2 separate regions of the Homo sapiens genome follow, and region 2 is linked to region 1. A link is an interaction called in ENCODE POLR2A ChIA-PET data of the cell type or tissue named here. Cell type or tissue: OCI-LY7. All regions are shown on one strand. Links, peaks and the distances in the headings refer to the core of each region. The heading gives the core; the rest is flanking DNA.

Region 1 (9,237 bases), core at 1,706-4,205:
CAAGGTAGGCAGGCAGGTCACTTAAGGCCAGGGGTTCAAGATCAGCCTGGCCAACATGGTGAAACCCCATCTGTACTGAAAATACAAAAATTAGCTGGGCATGGTAGCATACTTGTAGTCCCAGCTAGTCGGGAGGCTGAGGCAGGAGAATTGCTTGAACCTGGGAGGCAGAAGTTGCACTGAGCTGACATCACGCCACTGCACTCCAGCTTGGGCAACAGAGCAAGATTTCGTCTCAATAAATAAATAAATAAATAAAGCTTATGTGGAAATGCAAATGACCTAAAAAAAAGTCAAAATAATTTTGAAAAAGAAAGTTAGAGGGTTTACACTACCTAATTTCAAGACATGATCAAGCTACAATAATAAGAGTGTGGTATTGGCATCAAAAAGAGAAAAATATTAGTGGAACAGAATAGAGTCCAGAAATAGACCTACACGTATTGGCAACTGATTTTCAACAAAGGTGCAAAGGCAATTCAGTGGAGAAAGGACAACCTTTTCAACAAATGATGCCAAAACAATTGAATATACATATGCAAAAATGTAACTTTAATCCATACCTAATATCATATACAGAAATTAATTCAAAATGGATCAATGACTTAAATGTAAAACTTAAATCTGTAAAACTTCTAGAAAAGAACATAAGAGAAAAATCTTTGTGACTTTATGTTAGGCAAAGATATCTTAGATATGATACTAAAAGCACAATCCATAAAAGAAAACATAATACATTGGACTTCACCAAAATTAAGAAGAATTGGAGTGGCAAACATAAGTGCCCATGAGTTTAGTATACCAAATACCACAAGAGTACAGAGGGCAATTGCTGGTTGCACCACCAGCAACAATTGCCCTCTTCTCCATAAAATATTTTCTTTTAGGAACTACCCACATGTATTTTATAGCAGCCACACGTTTGAGTGAGATTAATTCCATCCCAGATCCAAGGTGGCCCCTGCCTGGCATAATTTCATCTTTTCTACCACACACTGACTAATTCAGGAAGAGGAGATAATGCTGACCTAAGTCAGTTGGTGTATGGATTTTCTTGGCCAGTTCAGGTCTAAACCCAGTAAGTCTTAGGGCTTTTGGTCTATGGCTGGGAAAGAAGACATTCTTTCCTTCTGCCTATAAATAAGCAAGCAATTTAGTCTCCATTGCTGTTGACAGTCATATCACCTCCATAGGAGAGGCTAGCAGAGGACAAAGCCAACACATCAGAGGAGGGTGGGGTCTAGAGAACTAACAAGAAACAGAGCCAGCATCCTGATCAAACCATGCCTGAAGCTAACATTACTTCTGAAAGGTACAGCTGTGTAAGATAATAAATTATCTTTAATTGTTTAAAACCATTTAAATTGATTTTCCCCTGTTCCTTGCAACCAAATCTTCCTTAATGATATAGGAGCACAAAAAAGGGCCGATTAATTTTGTCTGGTGATGTTGGAGAAGTCTTCCCACAGGGGAAATCACTTGAGCTTTGACTTATAGGACGAGTAAGAGTTCATCAGGAAATAAGAGAAGTAAAAATGATCAGCACTGCTTCTGTCAGGCAGCTGCGTGGCCCTCCACGACCCTCAGGTGACCTTGAGGGCGGCCTGACTTCCCTCCAGCACTATTGCTGAGATCCCATCACTCTGGTCCTCCCTCCCCCATGGATCTGCAGGTTCTCATCTCCATTCGCCAGACAGCAGCTTATTGCTAGTGAGGAGAGATATTAAAGCTACTCCGTCTGGCCAGGAAATGGAAAGAACCCAGGAGAATTAGCTGGAGAAAACCTATTAAGCAACAAAGAACATACCCAGCTGCCGAGACATCTTTGGAATTTTAAATCATACAAGTTGCCTTCAGAGTGGCTTTCCCAGCCTAGTGCTCTCCTCTTCAACAGGGCCTTGGAGACCAGTGGGGTTCGGAATTTTACCAGCCTGGGCAACACCTCATCCGTCTCCCTGTGTGCCTTCCTGTAACTTGGCCACAAGACTTTAACAACAAAATCCACCACCATGAAACTCCTAAATAACTACCATGAGCCCTCTTTCCTTTTGTAAAGCAATCCTTTCCCTCTTGAGCCAAGATAAAATCCAGCCCTTGCTGTAGACTGTTAGCTTCACACCAGTGGGAGTCCCTTCTCCCGTGCAAGACTTTTCCTACGCATTATCTCATGGGAGCTCACAGCAGCCCCAAGAACCAGGCAGGGGTGACCGGCCCCAGGGAGCAGATGAGGACCCAGAGGCTCCAGGAGATTCAGTGGCTTGCTCAAAGGTCACAGGGCTAACACCTAGAGGGGTCAAGATTTGAACACAGGCCTTTGGGGCCCATTTCTAGACCCCCATGCTAGCTCTGTTCTTATACAACAATTCTAAGAAAAAAATCTTTGTTGTGCCCACCCAGGCTGCCATGTGAACAGGAGCAAACCTCACCAGAAGCACAAAGTATTCTGTCCTTCTGGAAGCCTAAGAACCCACCGGGGGATCATGAGAGAACTCAGCTACCAAAGGGAGGCTTTGGGCAAGGCATTCAGCAAGTGAGTCTCCAATCCCTGCACACAAAATGGCAATTAGCAGCCTTGCTGGCAGTTGAAAGAATCAAACAAGTTCACCGTGTTCCTATGACAGGCTGGCATTCACTCTTTGTCCAGCTGGAGAGCTGTGTGGGGGAAAACTGCCCCCAGCACTGCTAGGGCAGTGCTGGCGCTGGCGTGGGAGCTGAGGGGTCCAGCCAACCCCACACTTTGCTGGGACAATGGAAAAGCCACTCACAGAGGAAGGGGTGAGGGGAAGGGCAACTTCCTACCTGCTCCATAGGAACCGGAGCAGAACCTCCCTGGGGCCGAAACCTGCACACCAGGCTCACAGTTTCCATCCTTCTCGCATGGCAACAGCGGCCACGCTTCCTTTCCCACACTGGTATCCCCGCCTGAAACCACCTCCCCTACCGCCCAGCCTCACCCAGAACAATAGAACCAGGAGGCCTCCTAAAATTAGTCAGTCTGCCTCCAACCCTGCCTGGGCAGGCGGGCTAGGTCTTCTGCCAGCACCCAGGGTTGCGGTGGGACCTCCTGAGCTGAGCTGCCCACAGTTGTGATGGGACCTTGTGAGCTGAGCTGCCCAGGGTTGTGATGGGACCTCCTGAGCTGGGTTGCCCCAGATTGTGGTGGGACCTCGTGAGCTGAGCTGAGCTGCCCAGGGTTGTGATGGGACCTCCTGAGCTGGGTTGCCCTAGATTGTGATGGGACCTTGTGAGCTAAGCTGCCCAGGGTTGTGATGGGACCTCCTGAGCTGGGCTGCCCAGGATTGTGGTGGGACCCCCTGAGCTTGGCTGCCCGGGATTGTAGTGGGACCCCCTGAGCTGGGCTGCCTGGGGTTGTGGTGGGACCCCCTGAGCAGCACACAGGGAACTCTGTGTGGCCTCTCTCTTTGCCAGCCTCCTCCTTTCCTCCCTCTGGCTCAGATTCCACCTAGTAAACCCCAATGAAGAAATGAATGAGCACAGGTATGGGGGCGGGAAAGCTGGGCCAGGAAGCACAGAAGGCTTCCCTCTGAGGAAAAAGCTGGGGATATTTATAAGTCAATCTAAAATGAGCACCCAAAGCTGGACGCAGTGGCTCCTGCCTGTAATCCCAGTTCCTCAAGAGGCTGAGGCAGGAGGATCACTTGAGCCCAGGAGCTCGAGGCCAGCCTGGGCAACATAGCAAGACTGTCTCAAAGAATAAAATAAAATGAGTACCCAGTAATCCTACCACACTTCCTTGGAATGAATATTTCCCCAGTCTCCAACATGATGAGTTCATTCCTTCTCCTCAGTCCCCAGATGGCCTGCATCCTCCTCCCCACAACTCCCACACCACTATGCCAGTAACCTTGCATTGGCATTCCTTGGGGAAAACCTGATGCTACCTGGCAGGAACCACCTCATCCCTGCATACCACAAAACTTACAGCCCACCTGTGTCAAGACCCCTCTCTCTTACATATGTATTTAGAATAGTTAAGTTTTAAAAAAAAAAAAAGCCCACTCTCTCTGCTCCTCCCCTGTGAGGACAGACAGTGTCCCTGCAGCCCTGCACCCATTCCTGTGTTGGACCCCTTCTCTCTCCCGTCTCAAGGACAGACTTCTGCCCATTTTCTCTCTCCTGCACGTTAATTTCTGCCTTTCTACCAAATCCACCCTGCGGTGTGTACAATATAGTGTCCTAGTATCTCTTATTTTAAAATCCTCCGTCTTGTGAACTTAACCTGGAATCGTTTTTTTAAATCCTCCCTCAATCTCATCTCCCCTCCCTCTGCTCCTCCATTCCTTTCCTCCTCATCCACAGCAAAACCTTCTTCTTCTTCTTTTTTTTTTTTTTTTTTTTGAGATAGAGTCGCACTCTGTCACCCAGGCTGGATTGCAATGGCACGACCTCCGCTCCCTGCAACCTCCACCTCCCGGGTTCAAGCGATTCTTCCCCCTCAGCCTCCCGAATACCTGGGATTATAGGCACATGCCACCATGTCTGGCTAATTTTTGTATTTTTGTAAAGATGGGGTTTCACCATGTTGACCAGGCTGGTCTTGAACTCCTGACCTCAGGTAATCCACCTGCCTTGGCCTCCCAAAGTGCTGGGATTACAAGCGTGAGCCACCGCGCCCAGCCCACAGCAAAACTTCTGTAGAAGGCCAGACTAGGTGGCTCACGCCTGCAATCCCAGCACTTTGGGAGGCCAAGGTGGGAAAATCACTTGAGCCCAGGAGTTCGAGACCAGCCTGGCCAACATAATGAGACTCCGTCTCTACAGAATATTTCGAAATTAGCCAGGCGTGGTGGCACACCACTGTAATCCCAGCTACTCGGGAGGCTGAGGTGGGAAGATTGCTTGAACCCAGGAGGTCAAGGCTGCAGGGAGCTGTGATTGTACCACCACACTCCAGCCCGCGTGACAGAGCAAGACCCTGTCTCTAATAAATAAATAAATAAATAAATAAATAAATAAATAAATAAATAAAATATCCAACTGCCTACATGACATCTCCATGGAAATGTTTAATAAGTATCTCAAATTTACTCCTGGACAGAACAGGATTAGCCTTCCCTTAGTCGTCCCCTTCTCAGTAAATAACATCACTGTCTACCTAGTTACTCCATCCAAATTCTGTTCACTTCTGTCTGCACTGCCTTCCCCATGCCCAGGCCACCACAGTCTCTCCTACAGGGTCTCCCTGCTGATCCTCTTGCCCATTTACCATCTATGTTCCACACCCAGTGAGAGTGATCTTCTGAAAACATAACTCAGATCAGGCCAGATTCAAAATTCGAATTGTTGTGGCCAGGCGTGGTGGCTCATGCCTGTAATCCCAGCACTTTGGGAGGCTGAGGCAAGAGGATCACTTGAGGCCAGGAGTTCAAGACCAGCCTGGGCAACATAGGGAGGCCCCCTCCATCTCTACTAAAAATACAAAAAAATTAGCCAGGCATGGTGGTCTGTGCCTGTAATCCCAGCTACATTGGAGGCTGAGGCAGGAGAATCACTTGATCCAGGAGGCGGAGGTTGCAGTAAGCCGAGATCATGTCACTGCACTCCAGCCTGGGCGATAGAGTGAGACTCCATCTCAAAAAAAAAAAAAAAAAAAAATAGAATTGCCCAGTGGCTTCTCATCACACTTAAAATTCAATCTCCTTGCCCTGGTTCAAAAAACTGTGCCAATCCAGACCCTGGCTAAGCCTCTACTCTCATCACATCCCATTCCACCACCATGTCCTCCCCACCCTAGCCAATCTGGCTTCTTTCAACTCCTCACCATGCCAAGTTCCTTCCTATTTTCTGGCCTTTGCACATTCTGTTCCTTCTGCCTAGCATGCTATTCCCTGCATCTTTGCTCTTATCATTCAGAGCTCAGTTTAAGTGTTTCCTCCTCAGAAACTTTCTTCTTGTCCACCCAACCTCCCAGTAACCATCACCACCTACCTATATTAATTCTCATTATTGCATGTATAACAGTCTGATAATTTTTGCTTCTCCAGTGTTTGTGATTTGTCTCCCACCATGACAATTAAACTCCACAACAGCAGAGACCTTATCATTCCCGTTCAATGCTGCGCCTCCAGTGCTTAGCACGATGCCTGGCACATCGGTCATAGTCAATAACTATCTGTTGATTGCGTGAAGAAAAGTGTCCTGGACAGGCCTATTGCAATTTTTCAAAAGGGTTTTTAGAGTTGGCAAAGTCATAATTAGAACCATGTATTGGGCAGATTACAAAAGGAGAGCACTGGGGCTGGGTGCAGTGGCTCACGCCTGTAATCCCAGCACTTTGGGAGGCCGAGGCGGGTGGATCACTTGAGGCCAGGAGTTCAAGACCAGCCTGGCCAACATGGTGAAACCCTGTCTCTACTAAAAATACAAAAATTAGCGAGGCATGGTGGTGGGTGCCTGTAGTCCCAGCTACTCAGGAGGCTGAGGCAGGAGAATAGCTTGAACCCAGGAGGTGGAGGCTGCAGTGAGCCAAGATGGCACCACTGCACTCTCCAGCCTGGGCAACAGAGCAAAACTCCGTCTAAAAACAAAAAACAAAAATCAAAGACAAAAACAAAAGGAAAGAACTGGGCATAGAGGGACCTTTTAGGAGGCTGGGATGATATGTCAAGGGAGGTAAGAAGACATACTGCTGCCAGGTGCAGTGGCTCACGCCTGTAATCCCAGAACTTTGAGAGGCCAAGGCGAGCGGGTCACAAAGTCAGGAGTTCAAGACCAGCCTGAGTGAAACCCTGTCTCTACTAAAAATACAAAAATTAGCCAGGCATGGTGGCACGTGCCTGTAATCCCAGCTACTCAGGAGGCTGAGGTAAGAGAATTGCTTGAACCCAGGAGGCAGAGGTTGCCATGAGCCCAGATCGCGCCACTGCACTCTAGCCTGGGCGACAGAGTGAGACACCGTCTAAAAGAAAAAAAAAAAGACATACTGCCAAGATTGGTAAAAATGACAAAAATCAATAATATCCAGCCCTGCAAAAGGCAGGGAAACCAGCATTCTCGTGAACTGTTTTTTTTGTTTGTTTTTTTTTTGGAGATGGAGTCTCGCTCTGATGCCCAGGCTGGAGTGCGGTGGCGCGATCTCAGCTCGCTGCAACCTCCGCCTCCCGGGTTCAAGCGATTCTCCTGCCTCAGCCTCCCGAGTAGCTGGGACTACAGGCGCACACCGCCACGCCCGGCTAATTTTTTGTATTTTAGTAGAGACGGGGTTTCACCGTTGTTGCCCAGGCTGGTCTCGAACTCCTGAGCTCAGGCAATCCAACCGCCTCAGCCTCCCAAAGTGCTAGGATTACAGGCATGAGCCACCGTGCCCAGCAGGAACTGTTAATGATAATATAAACTGTATAAAGTTTTCAGAGGAAAATGTAGTAGTATTTATTTAAAATATTTAATGTTTATATTTTCTGACCCAGCATTTCCATTTCTGGGAGTTTATTCTACAGAAAAACTCCCACAAATGCAGAAAGGATATGTATACAGAAACACTGTTGCAGCATAGTTTATAATGGTGGAAACTTGGAAACAACCCAAATATCCACAAACATGGGGCTGGTTACATAAACCACCATATAGCCACACTATAGACTGCATATCACTATTTGAAAGAATGATGCGAGCCTCTATGTATTTTCATGAGAAGATGTCTAATATATTTTGATGGGGGGGGGAACACAAGGATGAACAGTATACACAGTTCTATTTTTGTTTTAAAACAGAGATAATATGTTAGAATATGTATAAAAGTTTCAGAAGAGAAGGCACTAAATTGTTGATGATAGCTATTTCTGGGGGAGTCAGTATGGGGATGGCTCTGCTTTCTACATTTTGTATTTCTGCAATCTTTTGGGTTTGTGTATCTGTGCATTACTTCTGTGATCAGAAAACACAAAGAGCAAACAAGAGGTAATGAACCACGTGAGGCCAAACTAGGATGGTGGAGGGAAGGGGCAGATGCGAGAGTTATTGATGATGACACAGACAAAATGTATACCATGAAATTAATACACAAAATGTGTGTCATGAAATTTAGGCTGGGTGACTGGGAAGGTGATGGCCCTATAACCAGCATGTTAGCACAGAATAGCCACTTTTCAGTTAAATGCCCAGATTATAATTTGGCATCTCTCACAAGTGACAGCCACCATTCTGGTTTTACCCTTTTCTGGCCACTCAGCCCAGTGTGACAAAAGCCCTTTCCTTCATTCCCCACAGGACAGCAGAGAATGGGCTGCCAATACCACCCTTAAACTTAAGCAAAAGGACCCTTCCCTGAACCCACACACATGCACACACACACACATACATACACACAAACATTGTTAATGAACGCAGGTGACTTGGAAATTCCACTCCTAGGTATATCCCCAGAAGAACTGAAAATATGGCCAGGCGCGGTGGCTCATGCCTGTAATCCCAGCACTTTGGGAGGCCGAGGCAGCCAGATCACTTGAGGTCAGAAGTTCAAGACCAGCCTGGCCAGCATGGTGAAACCCTGTCTCTAGTTAAACACAAAATTAAAAAACAAAAAATTAGCCAGGCATAGTTGTGCATGCCTATAATCCCAGCTACTCAGGAGGCTGAGAGAGGAGAATCACTTGAATCCAGGTAGTGGAGGTTGCAGAGAGCCAAGATCACACCACTGCTCCCCAGCCTGGGCAGCACAGTGAGACTCTGTCTCAAAAAAAAAAAAATTGAAAATTCATGCCCACACAAAAACGTGTACATGAATGTTCATGGCAGCATTATTCATAATAGCCAGAACCCTAATGGCCATCAACTGATGAATGGATAAACAAAATGTGGTGTATCCATACACTGGAATCTCATTCAGCCATGAAGTACTGACATCTGCTACAATATGGGGGAGCCTTGAAAATATTGTGCTAAGTGAAAGACATAAGTCACAAAGGACACATATTCTACAATTCCATTTATATTAAACATCCAGAATAGGCAAATCTATAGAGGCAGAATGTAGATTAGTGGCTGCCAGGGGGTTGGGGAGGGGAGAATGGGAAGTGACTGCTAATGAGTACGGGGTTTCTCTTGTACTGATGAAAACATTCTGGAATTGGTGGTGATGGTTGCACAACTCCGAATTGTACTAGAAACCACTAAAGTATTCTCTTTAAATGGATGAATTTTATGGTATGTGAAAATGTTACAATAAATCAAACACACATGGCTGGGAGCAGTGGCTCATGCCTGTAACCCCAGCACTTT
Region 2 (4,154 bases), core at 123-2,622, 180 kb after region 1:
TTCTAGAAATGGGAGTCCCACTGTCAGAAGGCATTTATTCTTTTGTTCCTTGATTCAACAATTATTAAGCACCTCACTACTCCTACTAAGTAAATACTAGGCTGCATACTAGATGCTGGGGACACACACTTGCATAAGACAAGATCGCTTCCCTTAAGGGATCTTCAGATTACCCAAGGAGACAGACTGGCCAATGAGTAATTATAATGCAAAGTGAAAATGCTAATATAGAGCTATATACGAAGTGTTATGGGAACACAGGGAAAACGGGTCATCAGAGAAGGCTTTGATTTTGAAGGACAAAGTATATGGCAGAGAGGGGATGTGTAGAACTAATAATGTCTGTGGGTTTGACACAGTGTGGGTCTATGTTTGGATGTGTTTTCAGGACTGCTGGTGTCTGCCCTCCCAGAGCGGCATGTTTTGCATCCGTATGTATGTGTGTGAGTTAGTGTATGTGTGTTGTGTCTGGAATCCCTTCTCCTGAAACACATTGTGGTTTTATTACAGATCAATGTTTGCTGTGAAGCTCTTCAGCAGATTGGCCTGAACCTGCCCAGCCCAGGGGAGGGGAAGTGGAGACTGATGTTGGCTCCTTGGGAAAGGGTGGGCAGGCACCATCTTCACACCTGGGGGCCCAGACCCCTGGCTCCCAAAGTGGCAGCAGGCTGACCAAAGAAGGTGAAGGGTTGGGCCCCTGGCTTTGTAGGGTGTGCCCAGGCTCTAGTCCCCTCTGTCCCTAACTCCTCAGAGGAGACATGGGGGTTACCGCTACCACTCCCCACCAAGATCTCAGGCCCCCTCCCCCAACCTGTTCTTCTTCTGTCTGTGGAGGAGCAGGCCAGCTCAGACCTGTTTGCTGGCTCTCCCACAGGGAGCGGATCCTTTCCAGGGGACACAGAGGGCTGGGGAATGCTGGGACCTACTGGGAGGCCGCCAGATACTCCACCCTGGCCCTCTGAGGCTCTCTCCATCCTGGATTCTCCCCACCCACTCTGGGGTGCCACTCTTCTGGTTTTTGCCCAGACACAATCATTTTTGTCAAGGAAGCCTTCAACCACTAGGCAGAGGGTGGGGGCCAGAACTCTGGCAGGGAAGACTTGTTGGGGGTGGTGGTTATGATGCTACTCAGAGACCTCTGCTCCAATCTCTCTGCCTCCTTGCAGCCACTTCCTTCCTTCCTTTCTTTTTTAAGAGACAGGGTTTCACTCTGTTGCTCAGGCTGAAGGGCAATGGTGTGATCATTGCTCATGGCAGCCTCAAACTTTTGGACTCAAGTCATCCTCCTGCCTCAGCCTCCCAAAGTGCTAGGATTGATTACAAGTGTGAGCCACTGCATGGGCATTGCAGCCACTTTCTTTTATTTATTTATTTATTTATTTTTGAGACAGAGTCTCGCTCTGTTGCTCAGGCTGGAGTGCAGTGGCACGATCTCGGCTCACTGCAAGCTTCGCCTCCCGGGTTCACGCCATTCTCCTGCCTCAGCCTCCCGAGTAGCTGGGACTACAGGCACCCGCCACCATGCCTGGCTAATTTTTTGTATTTTTAGTAGAGACGAGGTTTCACCATGTTAGCCAGGATGGTCTCGATCTCCTGACCTCGTGATCCTCCCGCCTCAGCCTCCCAAAGTGCTGGGATTACAGGTGTGAGCCACCCGGCCATTGCAGTCACTTTCTAGAGAGCTAAACTTTGGTGAAAGTCTGGATTTAGGAAGACTTTTAAGGCTTAAGGAGAGTCTCTGGGGTCTGAGGAGAAGGTCAAGGTCCCTTCTTCCACACTGTCAAGAATAGAGACTTCCTTTTTTGACTGTAACCTCCTCTTCTCATTCCATCTAATCTTTTCCTACCCCTTGCATACTTTCTAAGCCCTAGGTCACATCTCTCCCTATGTTAGCTGTTAGGAAAGCTTGGAAATGAGGGAGAACAAATGGAAAAGAGTCTGGGCTGGTCTAGGTGGGCAGACCTCAGTAGATAACCTCTTAATTATAAGAAACCCTCCATTAATCCAGTGCCTCTGGGATCCTAAACACTGTGTTAAGTGCTTCCCAGGTATTATGGATCTTAATCCTCTTAACTACCAGCTCCCTGAGGTGGGGCATTATTATCCCCATTTTACAGATGAGGAAGCAGTCTCAGAGAAGTTGAGTGACTAGCATAGTTAGCGAGTGGCAGAACTGGAATTCGAATCCAAGCCCAGGCTGTTCACTGCTAAGCCAATACTGCTGCCTCTCAGCTTTTCTTGAAATACATTCAGAGGACTCACACACACCTCTAGTGTAACACCCCAGAGCTCCAGGCTTCTTGGCTTGCTGGACTCATTAGAGGGATCAGGACATGACCAGAATCAGAGGTGATTACACCCCAATGCCACCCACCAAGCCCTGCATCCTAATTTCCTGTGAACTGGACCACATACCAGTGCTTATGTTCCCTGCTGTCAGGCTTGTATGTAGTTCCATGTCAACTCACAGACGTTAGAGCATCCTCAGAGCCATGCCGACACACACACACTTGCTGGGACCCAGGTTTCCTGGTTAGGACGGCACCAACAGCCTGCCTGGGCTGGGGCCACACACACGGGCCCTGTGCAAGGTGCAGAACCTGTGAATATTTCATGCCTGGAGCTGGCAGCTGCCTCTCTTGCTCACACGTGTGCCTGATCTTCCCTCTCACAGGCTCCTTGTTTATTTGTTTAATGAATTATTTATCCATGGCCCCGCTTCCCTCCTGACCTCCCCCTTCCCCAGGCCCTAGCCTCCATGATTTATTGAACACAGCTCAGCTCTGTGGTTGCCACCTACTGTCCCAGACGCTGCCTTCGGCCACACAGCCTGAGAGCTCCCTCTGTCCCACACCTGCTCAGCTCCCTGCTTCCTTGGCCCCTGAGGGATGGAGGAGAGTGAGGCACCATGTCAGAGTCCTCCCAGGAGCTGAGCTCAGTGTCCCGGGAGAGATCTTGGCAGCCAGCAGTGTGCTAGCAAGCCCAAGAGTCAGAGCCTGCAGGTAAGGAGGAGGAGGCCTGAAGCCCTGAAAACAGGACCAGCCCCATGGAGGGAGCTCCAACCTCCACAGAGGCCCTCATCCAACAGAGAGGTCGTTCAGGGCCCAGGCCTTAGACACCAGTTTTTCACACTATAGGTTGTGATCTATAGTGGGGATGGTAAAGTCAAGAAGTCAATTTTATGGGCTTCAACCAGCTTTTTATTTTATTGTTTTTAATTTTAAAACTAGAACAGAGGAAAATATCATCGTGCATCCTCTGTAGTAAGGGTAAGTATTGTTTCATGAAACTTATTATTTCAGTTAAATGTGTGTGTGTATGAGTGTGTGTGTATGAGTGTGTGTGTGTGTGTGTGTGTGTGACTGAACTGCAGTGCAAAATATAATCCTACTGTGGTGGATCACAGTCAGAAACAATTTGAGTTACATTTATACCCAAACGTCTAGACCCCATCAATAAGGCCTGGGTCCTTCCATGACTCACATGCCACAGAGAGAAGCCCAGGCCTTTAGATTAGGCCCTGGGCATGTGGACAGTGGCTCAGATCTTATACACAGGGACTCAGTCCCTAGAGAAGCCCAGACCTTATGAATAGAGGCCTATAGACAGACATAGGCATTATAGCTAGAAGCACATATCCTGTAGACAGAATTGCCATATATGGTCATATAGTTTGTGCATGGCACAAAGGAGCCACCCAAGGGGAAGGGGACATCGGCCCAAGCTCCCTCACTAAGACAGGGAGCCACTAGAGCCACCTCTCACTGAAGGAGGCAGCACCTTTGTTTTTGCACAAAGGCACCACTTGCCAAGAGATGCACCCTAGGGACTGAGCCTGCAAAGAAGGGTCCTTTTTCTAATTCACACAAAGGCCCAAATCAGCTAGCAGCCCTATGGATAGAGGCCCAGGTAGACAAAGCACTAGATCCCACGGACACAGGCCTAGCTAGGCCCTATAAAGAGTATCTCAACTTCAAAACCAGAGGCTTCGACTCCATAGAGAGAGCTGCTTAAATCCTGTAGAGAGGGCTCCGGATTCTAAGAGAAGGGCTCAGTTATTATTGGAGGGTGGGTGTGGGGGTGCCAGATTCTAAAGAGTACCCAGGCCCTATAGAAAAAGGCCCAAATTCTTAAGCAGAACCTAGATTCGATAA

Evidence for each region. Peaks named below come from ENCODE experiments on the same cell type or tissue, not always from the same donor. Only the 100,000 strongest peaks of a DNase experiment are listed, where the experiment ranks them.
Region 2: POLR2A ChIA-PET joins it to region 1 with 5 read pairs; 4 of 35 experiments call an interaction of 5 or more read pairs at or near these places.

The regions. Positions count from the first base shown.
Region 1 is chr1:154,894,268-154,903,504 of GRCh38, forward strand. No RefSeq gene overlaps it. Among named protein-coding and RNA genes, the nearest start is that of KCNN3, 29 kb to the left of the region's middle. In OCI-LY7, for the core only: no CTCF peak of the experiment used is centred there; no DNase peak of the experiment used is centred there.
Region 2 is chr1:155,072,906-155,077,059 of GRCh38, forward strand. The region is part of intron 1 of EFNA4-EFNA3 (EFNA4-EFNA3 readthrough); the gene reads left to right. Among named protein-coding and RNA genes, the nearest start is that of EFNA3, 3.9 kb to the right of the region's middle. In OCI-LY7, for the core only: no CTCF peak of the experiment used is centred there; a DNase peak (open chromatin) is centred at 1,146; H3K4me3 peaks cover 473 bases.